2 separate regions of the Homo sapiens genome follow, and region 2 is linked to region 1. Evidence: read pairs that join two places in POLR2A ChIA-PET (ENCODE). Cell type or tissue: GM12878. All regions are shown on one strand.

Region 1 (5,000 bases):
CACTAGACACAAGGAAACTGGAGTGACTACACTGTCAGAAAAAATGAGGCTTCTGGACAAGAATATTGCTAGAGATCAAGATGGACATTTCTTAATGATAAAAGGGCCAATTCATCAAGCAGAATTAACATTCCTAAATGCATACGAACTTACTAATAGCTTCAAAATTCATGAAGCAAAAAATTGAAAAGATATGGGAGGCCAAGGCAAGAGGATTGCTTGAGCCGGAGTTCAAAGACCAGCCTGGACAATAGGGAAACCACCGTCTTAATTAAAAATAAAAAATTAAAAGGATAAAAAGAAAATAATATGACTGTGTAGAAAATCTTTAAAAATTTACAAAAAAATAAAGAAAACTAAGTGACTTTGGCCAGGCTGTAGGATACAAGATCAATATACAAAAATCAATTTTATGTATTCTTATATATACACAAGGTAATATAAAGTTTTAAAAAATATTTGCTGGCCGGGCACGGTGGCTCATGCCTGTAATCCCAGCACTTTGGGAGACTCCGTCTCAAAAAAAAAAAGTATTTACAATAGTATCAAGAACAGGAACAAATTTAACAAAATGTGAAAAGACTTTTATATTAAAAACTACAAAACATTGCTAAGAGAAGATTAAAATGACATAAATGGAAATAATTGTATGTATGTTTCATAGGGAAAAAAGTATTCATGCAATATTTGTGTAATTAAAATAATTAATTAAAAATAAATAAAATCCTTAACAAAGAAAATGAGATATACCCAGAACTAGACAGAGAAAATGGGTGTGAGTACTTTTGTAAAGAAATCTTGTTTCGATTCCAAGCAGGAAAAAATGTGCTTGAGACGATGCTAGCACACACGTAAAAAATCCAAGTTTTCCATTAATTACAAATCCACAAATTATATAACTTTTCTAAATGAGTTCAAAAGATTACAGGCTAGATCACTGCAGGGCACAAAGTCTTCCAACAAGGCGTTAATATGTAAAGCACAACCTTAATCAGAACATTTCCTTCTCTCCATAAATTTTGGGTCGAGCCTTCACCACTCAATCCCTCGAGTTCCCCAAGGGTGGCCCTTGGCGGGTTTTTTCCAAAGTGGGGCCAGAGGTCTGAACACCTGAGGTGAAATTCAAGTTCACGAGCAAGTCAACTAAATTTCAGAGCTCCCAACTTCCCTACATCGGTAAAATGGAGCCTAGCAAAGCCTACAAAAGACTAGGGGTTACCAGACTGCTTTAGAAAGGCGACACTTGGCCGGGCACGGTGGCTGACGCCTGTAATCCCAGCACTCTGGGAGGCCGAGGCGGGTAGATCACGAGGTCTGGAGTTCGAAACCATCCTGGCCAACATGGTGAAACCCCGTCTCTACTAAAAATACAAAAAATGAGTCGGGCATGGTGGCACGCGCCTGTAGTCCCACCTACTCGGGAGGCTGAGGCAGAAGAATCGCTTGAACCCCGGAGGCGGAGGTTGCAGTGGGCCCAGATCGCGCCACTGCACTCCAGCCTGGTGACAGAGCGAGACTCCGTCTCAAAAAAAAAAAAAAAAAGAAAGAAAGAAAAGAAAGGCGACACTTAACACACAGCAGGCGCTAAACACACATTCTTTGGGTTTGCATTTTGTCCAGAGCTAAGAGTAACAGGCATTCGGCAAAGGCTGGGGACGGGACGGGGACGGGGGCGGACGCGCGGAACTGAAAGAATCTCAGACTTCGGGTTCCAGTTCCCCCAGCCGGACTAAGCTACTCGCCCGGCCCCGGGCCCAAAGGCCTCAGGTGGTAACGGCCAAAGGGTCACCGCCTCCGCGGGGCGCTGCGTCCACAACACGGGTGGGGAAACGGTCAAGGTTTGCGGCGTTTGGGTTCATGACTGCAAAAACACCGTCCACTACGGGCCAAGCCGAGTGCCATGCCCTGCACCTACGTCTAAGCTCACAGCAGCCCGCACTGGGGCGAGGAATCCTGAGGAGGCTCGCCCCGGTCTCTGGGACTGGGCTCTCGCCGCGCTGCCTCAGGGCGCAAGTTCCACGCGCTTCGCCGGGCGCAGAAAAGCACCCCCCGCTCCGCGGCGCCCAGGCCGCCTCCCCCGACAACGCACCTCCGCAGCGACGCCTGCGCCTGGAAGGGGCTCGGCATCTAGACCGCAGCCCCGCGCGGGCCACACTCCCCAGCAAGTGCCTCGGCAGCGTCCCAGGAGACTCGCCGCGCTCGCCGGAGCTGGACGTGGCGCCGAGGTCCGCGTCGCCGCCCGCACCCCGGTGCTCACCTGTACCACGCAGCAGCCCAGGGCATCCTTCTGAGCGTCAGGAGGGACGATGTTCCGGGGCGTGTGGCCCGGGTGCAAGAAATGAACCATGGCAACCCCGGCGGCGGGGCGTCAAAAAGAGAGCCGGCGTCGAGCCGGAGCCCGGATCCCGCGAGAACCAAGCGGGCGGCTGCCAGGACGCGCCCACCACGCCTGCGAGGCACACGGAGCTAGCGCCGCGCCCTGCCGGCGAGCTTTTGAAATGCCCGGCGAGGCGACGCGCACGCGGGGGCCGGCCCGCCGCAGACCCCACCCCCCGGGCGGCCTCCTAGCCCCATCCGCCCTCCGACACGCCGCTGCCGGGGCCAACCGTTCTCCTCCCGCCTCCCCAGCCTCCCCAGCCTCCCCAGACCAACCTGCCACGACCCAGCCGCTCACCCACTCCTTCCCAGCCCTGCACCTCAGGGCTTGAGAGGATATTCCCCGAGGACCGGCTGTGTAGGTTTGGGGAATACTGTATATATATATACATGTACACACACACACACACACACACACACACACACACACACACATATTCATTATTTCTATATATGTATATATTTTTTAAAGCTTTCATACATTAAAATATATATTTCAAAGACTTTGCCCCTGAAAATCTGGCAACAGCACCTCTCTAACGGTCCTCTCTGTTTCAACTCCTTAGAGTATCTGGATAAATCAAATATAAAACGAATACAAAATATTGGCAAGTATCTACCAAAAAATCTATTTAGCTTTCTTGTTACTTAAAAAGTACTCGAGAAGACCCTTATAACCTGCTCCAAGAAAGAAACCCCGAGAGACCCTTCTAACTTTCTCCAGGAAAGAAACTCCACAAGTTAGTACACATTAGCTAATTTAAGAGAAAGCAATACCTTGGAAAAGGAAAGTTCTCAAGAGCATGAGCCTTGGAGTTTGAATCCTGAATTAGAATGCCCGCTCAGCCATCTAGTGTTTGAGAACCTGGAGCAAGATTCTTGATGTCTCTGAAGCTCAACTTCCTCATCAGTAAAATAGAATGAGAATGCTTTATCTCACAGACTTAATGTAAGGATTAAATAATGTATGTAAAACACATCACAATGCTTTTTACATAGTAAGTCCTTGATAAGTGGATTGGATTCAGATGTTAAAATTATTTTTAAGTACTTTGCCTAATGCTTTTCTTTCATTTATTTATTCTTTTATTTAATCCACTTACTACAAGAAGAAAAAAAATCCTGTGCTGTAGGTATCATCCCCATTTTTCTCACAGGGAAACTGAAGAACTGACAGGTTGAATAGACAACACGTTTTTTGGCCAGCTGATGAGTGGCCAACCTGGGAGTCAAAATTGAGTTTTCTTACTGCAAGTCCAATCAATATGCTTTTTTTTTTTTTTTTTTTTTAGACGGAGTCTCGCTCTGTTGCCCAGGCTGGAGTGCAGTGACGCGATCTCAGCTCACAGCAACCTCCGCCTCCTGGGTTCAAGTGATTCTCCTGCCTCAGCCTCCCAAGCAGCTGGGACTCCAGGCGCGCGCCACCACACCCGGCTAATTTTTGTATTTTTAGTAGAGACAGCGTTTCACCATGTTGGCCAGGATGGTCTAGATCTCCTGACCTGGTGATCCGCACGCCTCGGCGTCTCAAAATGTTGGGATTACAGGCGTGAGCCACCGTGCCCCCGCCAATATGCTTTTGTTAACGGTGGAGGGTGTTCATGTTCTTGGTGTCTTGAACAAAGAATTGGACAAAACGCACAAACAAGGAAGGAATGAAGGGATTTATTGAAAATGAAAGTACACTCCACAATGCCACAATGTGGGAGTGGGCCCGAGCACTGGGGCTCAAAGACCCCGTTACAGAATTTTTGGGAGTTTAAATACCCTCTACTTGGGGTATGCCCTATGTAAATGACGAGGATGAAGGAAAGTTACAGTCATTTCCTCGGCTTTTGCCCAATGGAGAGGATATTTCCTATTACAGCTGAAGTGTGAATTTCAGCAATTTTAACTTTAATATAGAACCTGGTAAGTTATGTTCTCATAAGGTTTGACTATTTCCAGCATATCTAGAGGTGTGGCCAACTGCATATGTCCCAGGCCTTACCGAGCTAGAAAACAGGCAAGTTAAACAATTTTCAAAAGCCAAGGAAGCAGTTTATGACCTTAAAGCATTTAGCAAACCTAATATTTGAACATAATTTTGACCACATGTTTACATTTTGAAGACATTTGTATTTTATCAATAATCTTTAAACCCATCTTTATTTCCCAAAGATTACCCAAGTCACATGAACTAAATAAAAGGCATTATGTTTTTCACTTTTCTGACAAAATATTTTATTTAAGCTCTTATTATTAAACCAATTAATTTAAAACGTAACACATGAGGCCAGGCACGGTGGCTCATGCCTGTAATCCCAGCACTATGGGAGGCCGAGATGGGTGGATCGCCTGAAGTCAGGAGTTCAAGACCAGCCTGGCCAACATAGTGAAACCCAATCTCTACTAAAAATACACAAAAAAATTACCTGGGCATGGTGGCGCATCCCTGTAATCCCAGCTACTTGGGAGGCTGAGCCAGATTTGCTTGAACCCAGGAGGCAGAGGTTGCAGTAAATTTAGATTGCGCCATTGCACTCCAGCCCCGGTGACAAAGCGAGACTTTGTTGCAAAAAGTAAAAATAAGTAAATAAAAGTGGCTGGGTGCAGTGGCTCACACCGTAATCCCAACATTTTGG
Region 2 (5,000 bases), 70 kb after region 1:
GATTTTCAATGTTCTCATGAGTTGGGAGCTACAGCATGGTAGATAATCCAAGTATGGGATAAGGTGGCCAACAAATGTAAGAATTCTAGTTCTGGAGAAATGGAAGGTTCAGGAAACTGATGGTAACAGAAGAGAAAACTGAGTAGGGAAATAGTGAGAAGAGAAAATCGAGTGGGGAAATACTGATGACAGAGCTGGAAATTCTATGGTAAGAAAGCCAGGCTAGGCTCAGGGGCTTACACCTATAATCCCAAAACTAGGAGGCCAAGGTGGGAGGATCGCTGAGCAAGAACCCATCTTTACAAAAACACTAAAAAAAAAAAAAAAAAAAAAAAAAATTAGGCCAGGCACAGTGGCTCACGCCTGTAATCCTAGCACTTTAGGAGGCCGAGGCAGGCAGATCACCTGGGTCAGGAGTTCAAGACTAGCCTGGCTAACATGGTAAAACCCCATCTCTACCAAAAATACAAAAATTAGCTGGACATGATAGCAGGCACCTGTAATCCCAGCTACTCAGGAGGCTGAGGCAGGAAATTCGTCAAAACCTGGGAGGTGGAGGTTGCTGTGAGCCGAGATCACGCCATTGCACTCCAGCCTGGGTGACGGAGCTAGACTCCATCTCAAAAAAAAAAAAAAAAAATTAGCCAGTTATGGTGGCACATGCTTGTGGTCCCAGCTACTCAGGAGGCTAAGCCAGGAGGATCCACTCGAGCCCAGGAGGTAGAGGCTGCAGTGAGCCTGTTCATGCCCACTGTACTCCAGCCTGGGTAACAGGGCAAGACCCTGCCTCTGAGGAAAAAAAAAAAAAAAGTTATTGTAAAACAGTGATTCATGAGTTTGGCTGGACACTGCAATCATCTAAGCTTTAAAAAATACTGATGCCTGGGTCTCACCTCTCTTCCTAACGCAGTCTTTGCACGTATTATTCTGTCTGCCTGGAATGCTCTCTACTGAGCTACTCACCCTTAAGATCTCCACTCATCCATCAATTTCTCAGAGAAACCAGGCCGAGGGTGGTGGCTCACTCCTGTAATCCTAGCACTTTGGAAGGCCAAGACAGGCGAACTGCCTGAGCTCAGGAGTTCGAGACTAGCCTTGGCAACATGGTGAACCCCTGTCTCTACTAAAATACAAAAACTTAGCCGGGCATGGTGGTGTGTGCCTATAGTCCCAGCTACTTGGGAGACTGAGGCAGGAGAATCACTTGAACCTGGGAAGCAGAGGTTGTAGTGAGCCAAGATCATACCACTGCACTCCTGCCTGGGCGACAGAGCGAGACTCCATCTCAAAAAAAAAAAAAAAAAAAAAAAAAAAAAAAAATATATATATATATATATATATATATATAGTTTAAAGCATACATCTATAAAAGGTATAAATATAAAAATGTATTTCTAATCATATAATCACCACTCCCATTAGGTTAAGCTCCTTGGAGGCAGATCCTATATCATTTTCTTTTTTTTTTTTTTCTGAGACGGAGTCTCACGCTGTCACCCAGGCTTGAGTGCAGTGGCACAATCTTGGCTCTCTGCAACTTCCGCCTCCTGGATTCAAGTGATTCTCCTGCCTCAGCCTCCTGAGTAGCTAGGACTACAGGCACATGCCACCATGGCTGGCTAATTTTTGTATTTTTAGTAGAGACGGGGTTTCACCATGTTGGCCAAGCTGGTCTTGAACTCTTGACCTCAAGTGACCTGCCCACCTCTGCCTCCCAAAGTGTTGGGATTATAGGTGTGAGCCACTGCACCCAGCCTCATTTTCATTTTTGAATCCCAAGCTCTACCAAATCCAACTGATGTTTGTTAAACTAAATTTAAACCATTAGGCATGAGAAATCTTAGGAAAAGCAAAATTCTACCATTTCTACAGTAGAGATCTCCTTAGAAAACTTGATCTTCCACTAGGTATTCAATTCAACAAGGGGTGTCCTTAGTTTCTCTGAAGTTATCCATTAAAAACAGTATATGTAGCTGGGCGCGGTGGCTCATGCCTATAATCCCAGCACTTTGGGAGGCCGAGGCGGGCAGATTACGAGGTCAGGAGATTGAGACCATCCTGGCTAACACAGTGAAACTCTGTCTCTACTAAAAATACAAAAAATTAGCCAGGCGTGGTGGCGGGCGCCTGTAGTCCCAGTTACTCAGGGGACTGAGGCAGAAGAATGGCGTGAACCCGGGAGGCAGAGCTTGCAGTGAGCCAAGATAGCGCCACTGCACTCCAGCCTGGGCGACAGAGCAAGACTCCGTCTCAAAAGAAAAAAAAAAAACAAGCCTTTCGTTGCCTGATCGCCGCCATCATGGGTCGTATGCGTGCTCCTGAGAAGGGCCTGTCCCAGTCGGCTTTACCCTATCGACGCAGCTTCCCCACTTGGTTGAAGTTGACATCTGACGACGTGAAGGAGCAGATTTACAAACTGGCCAAGAAGGGCCTTACTCCTTCACAGATCGGTGTAATCGTGAGAGAATCACATGGTGTTGCACAAGTACGTTTTGTGACAGGCAATAAAATTTTAAGAATTCTTAAGTCTAAGGGACTTGCTCCTGATCTTCCTGAAGATCTCTACCATTTAATTAAGAAAGCAGTTGCTGTTCAAAGCATCTTGAGAGGAACAGAAAGGATAAGGATGCTAAATTCCATCTGATTCTGATAGAGAGCCAGATTCACCGTTTGGCTCAATATTATAAGACCAAGCGAGTCCTCCCTCCCAGTTGGAAATATGAATCATCTACAGCCTCTGCCCTGGTCGCATAAATTTGTCTGTGTACTCAAGCAATAAAATGATTGTTTAACTAAAATAAAACAAAAACAAAAACAAAAAAACCATATATGTAAATGGTTCAAAATAGCTAAACATTATCATCATAAGACAACCTATTGTTTAGCCAGGACCTACTACGTGACTTGCCCTTTACATAGATTATTATTAATCTTCAGAATTCTGCAAGGTAAGAATAATATCTATTCTACAAATAAATAAAAACTCGAAGTGACATCATAGCTTGTTCTGGGTCATGAAGCTGAGATTTTAATTAGGACTCTAAGCCTTTCAACTATATGCAGCCCTGTTTCATGAACATGTTCCATATATTACAGACATTCATCTTTAATAGAGTCTTATGCAACTAAGATATTGGTCAGCCTGACAAAATAATACATTTTTAAAGTCTAACCTTCAAATGTCCTTCGCCTGTGAGGAATTCAGAGTAACCAGCATCAGTAGCCAGCAAACCTACAAATTGCATGCTTGGACGTTGTTGTATAAAGGCTTCAACGGCTTTATCTGTCACGTGCTTTCTCCCAGAAACATCCAGAGAAACAAGGTTAGGTAGGATGTCTTTTTGTTCTAGTAAGCGAAGAGCTATGTCTGATGTAAACTGTTTATCATCTGAGATATCAAGATGATTCAGATGTTTGAGTTCCCGAACTACATCCAGTATCTGGGTAGTTGTCATTTTTAAACATTTCAAGTGGTGCATGGTTAGAGACTTGAGTCGGTCTTTGCAGGCCAGTAGAGCAGTGATGTCTGTGATTGAGGTGTTAGAAATATCCAAGCTCTCTAATCTTGGCAATGAGGCAACTTCAGCCAGGTCTTCATTGTAAAAGAGAACATTCGTGATGCTTAAAGCTCGAAGGCCAGAAAGCCGGCTGAAGCAGCGCTCGTAAGGATCCTCGAGGGAGAGAGTTAATGAATTCAGCACCAGGCACTGGAGATTCTGCTGGATCCATTTGTTACTGCCAAGCCCACTGATAATGTCTGTAATCGTGATATCAGCATTCACACCTGTGGCATCAAGTTCCACTAACTTGTGGTGGCAGAAAGCTTTCCGGAAAGCAACAGCAGAGATCTTTGCTTTGCGAATGCAGGCTCGCTTTAAGCGCATCTGGTTGCCCCTAAAAATACCCACAGTTCCATCATTCAATAGACCTGTGGAAAAACAAGCAGCGTTTTAAATTCAAAAAACAGTTAAAGAATAGCCAAAATTTCCATCACACTTTACATTTCCAAAGCGCTCCCATGTAACAGTATCTCGTCTGATAATCACAATTCATTTAGGTGAGATTATTATTGTTTACAACTTGTAGATGAGTAAACTGGGGCTCAGAGAGTGGCTTTCCAAGATCACAGGGCTAGCAAGTGGCAGAATCAGGACTGTGGCAGACATTATTGATATCCACTAACATCTAGTTCTTACCTTACCAGACAACTACATTTCCCAGCCCATCCCTGGAGTTAGCTGGAGCCATGTGCCTAGTTCTGGCCAATGCACTATATGTTGAAGCACCTGAGAGCCAGTGCATGATTTTCCATGCTGTCTTTTCCTGCTATGACAAACGAGGAGACTTCACGTTCTAGAGAGTATAGTTATATGAGGAGAAACCCTCCATCAGTTTGGACCCTAGGGTGACCATGAAGCAGAATCCTCTATGGACTTGCAGAGTTTATGTACCACAAGTGAGGTATAAACCTTGTGTTAAGGTATTTGATTTGTTACCAATACATTTCTAGCCTATCCTTTAAATTCACCTTAACATATTATTATACAAACACATATACACATAATATATTTAGCATGCACTTAATGCCTTGTAATTCATTAATAAACCACTAGCCAGATCTCAAACCTTATTAAAGCGATCTAGGCCTGGGAAACATAGCAAGACCCCATCTCTGCAAAATAACTGAAAACGAGTTGGGCACAGTGGTCATGCCTATAGTCCTAGCTACTAGGGAGGCTGAGATGGAAGGATCATTTGAGCCCAGGAGTTTGTGGTTATAGTGAATTATGATTGCACCATTGCACACCAGCCTGGGTGACAGAGTGAGAACCTGTCTCTGAAAAAAAAAAAAAAATATATATATATATATATATAGTAGTTACAGCTTCCCCCCACACTCCCCCTCCTGCAGATGAATGTAAATGAAGTCGACACAGTAACCTCTTGAAGTGCCTTCGAGATCTACCTGTCTACCAATCAACAGTGTCACAAGCATATGA

What was found. Peaks named below come from ENCODE experiments on the same cell type or tissue, not always from the same donor. Only the 100,000 strongest peaks of a DNase experiment are listed, where the experiment ranks them.
Region 2: POLR2A ChIA-PET joins it to region 1 with 7 read pairs; 4 of 35 experiments call an interaction of 5 or more read pairs at or near these places.

What each region holds. Positions count from the first base shown.
Region 1 is chr1:52,840,231-52,845,230 of GRCh38, reverse strand. It overlaps ZYG11A (zyg-11 family member A, cell cycle regulator), which reads right to left and starts at 2,471. Exons shown (of 14, transcript NM_001004339.3): 1 at 2,258-2,471. The coding sequence starts at 2,347. RefSeq lists an enhancer at 1,297-1,890 and a silencer at 2,392-2,721. In GM12878, a CTCF peak has its summit at 2,478; a DNase peak (open chromatin) is centred at 2,467; H3K4me3 peaks cover 1,928 bases; H3K27ac peaks cover 1,392 bases.
Region 2 is chr1:52,769,948-52,774,947 of GRCh38, reverse strand. ZYG11B (zyg-11 family member B, cell cycle regulator) reads right to left here. Exons shown (of 14, transcript NM_024646.3): 3 at 3,174-3,928. It also overlaps the pseudogene RPS13P2. Among named protein-coding and RNA genes, the nearest start is that of ZYG11B, 46 kb to the right of the region's middle. In GM12878, no CTCF peak of the experiment used is centred here; no DNase peak of the experiment used is centred here.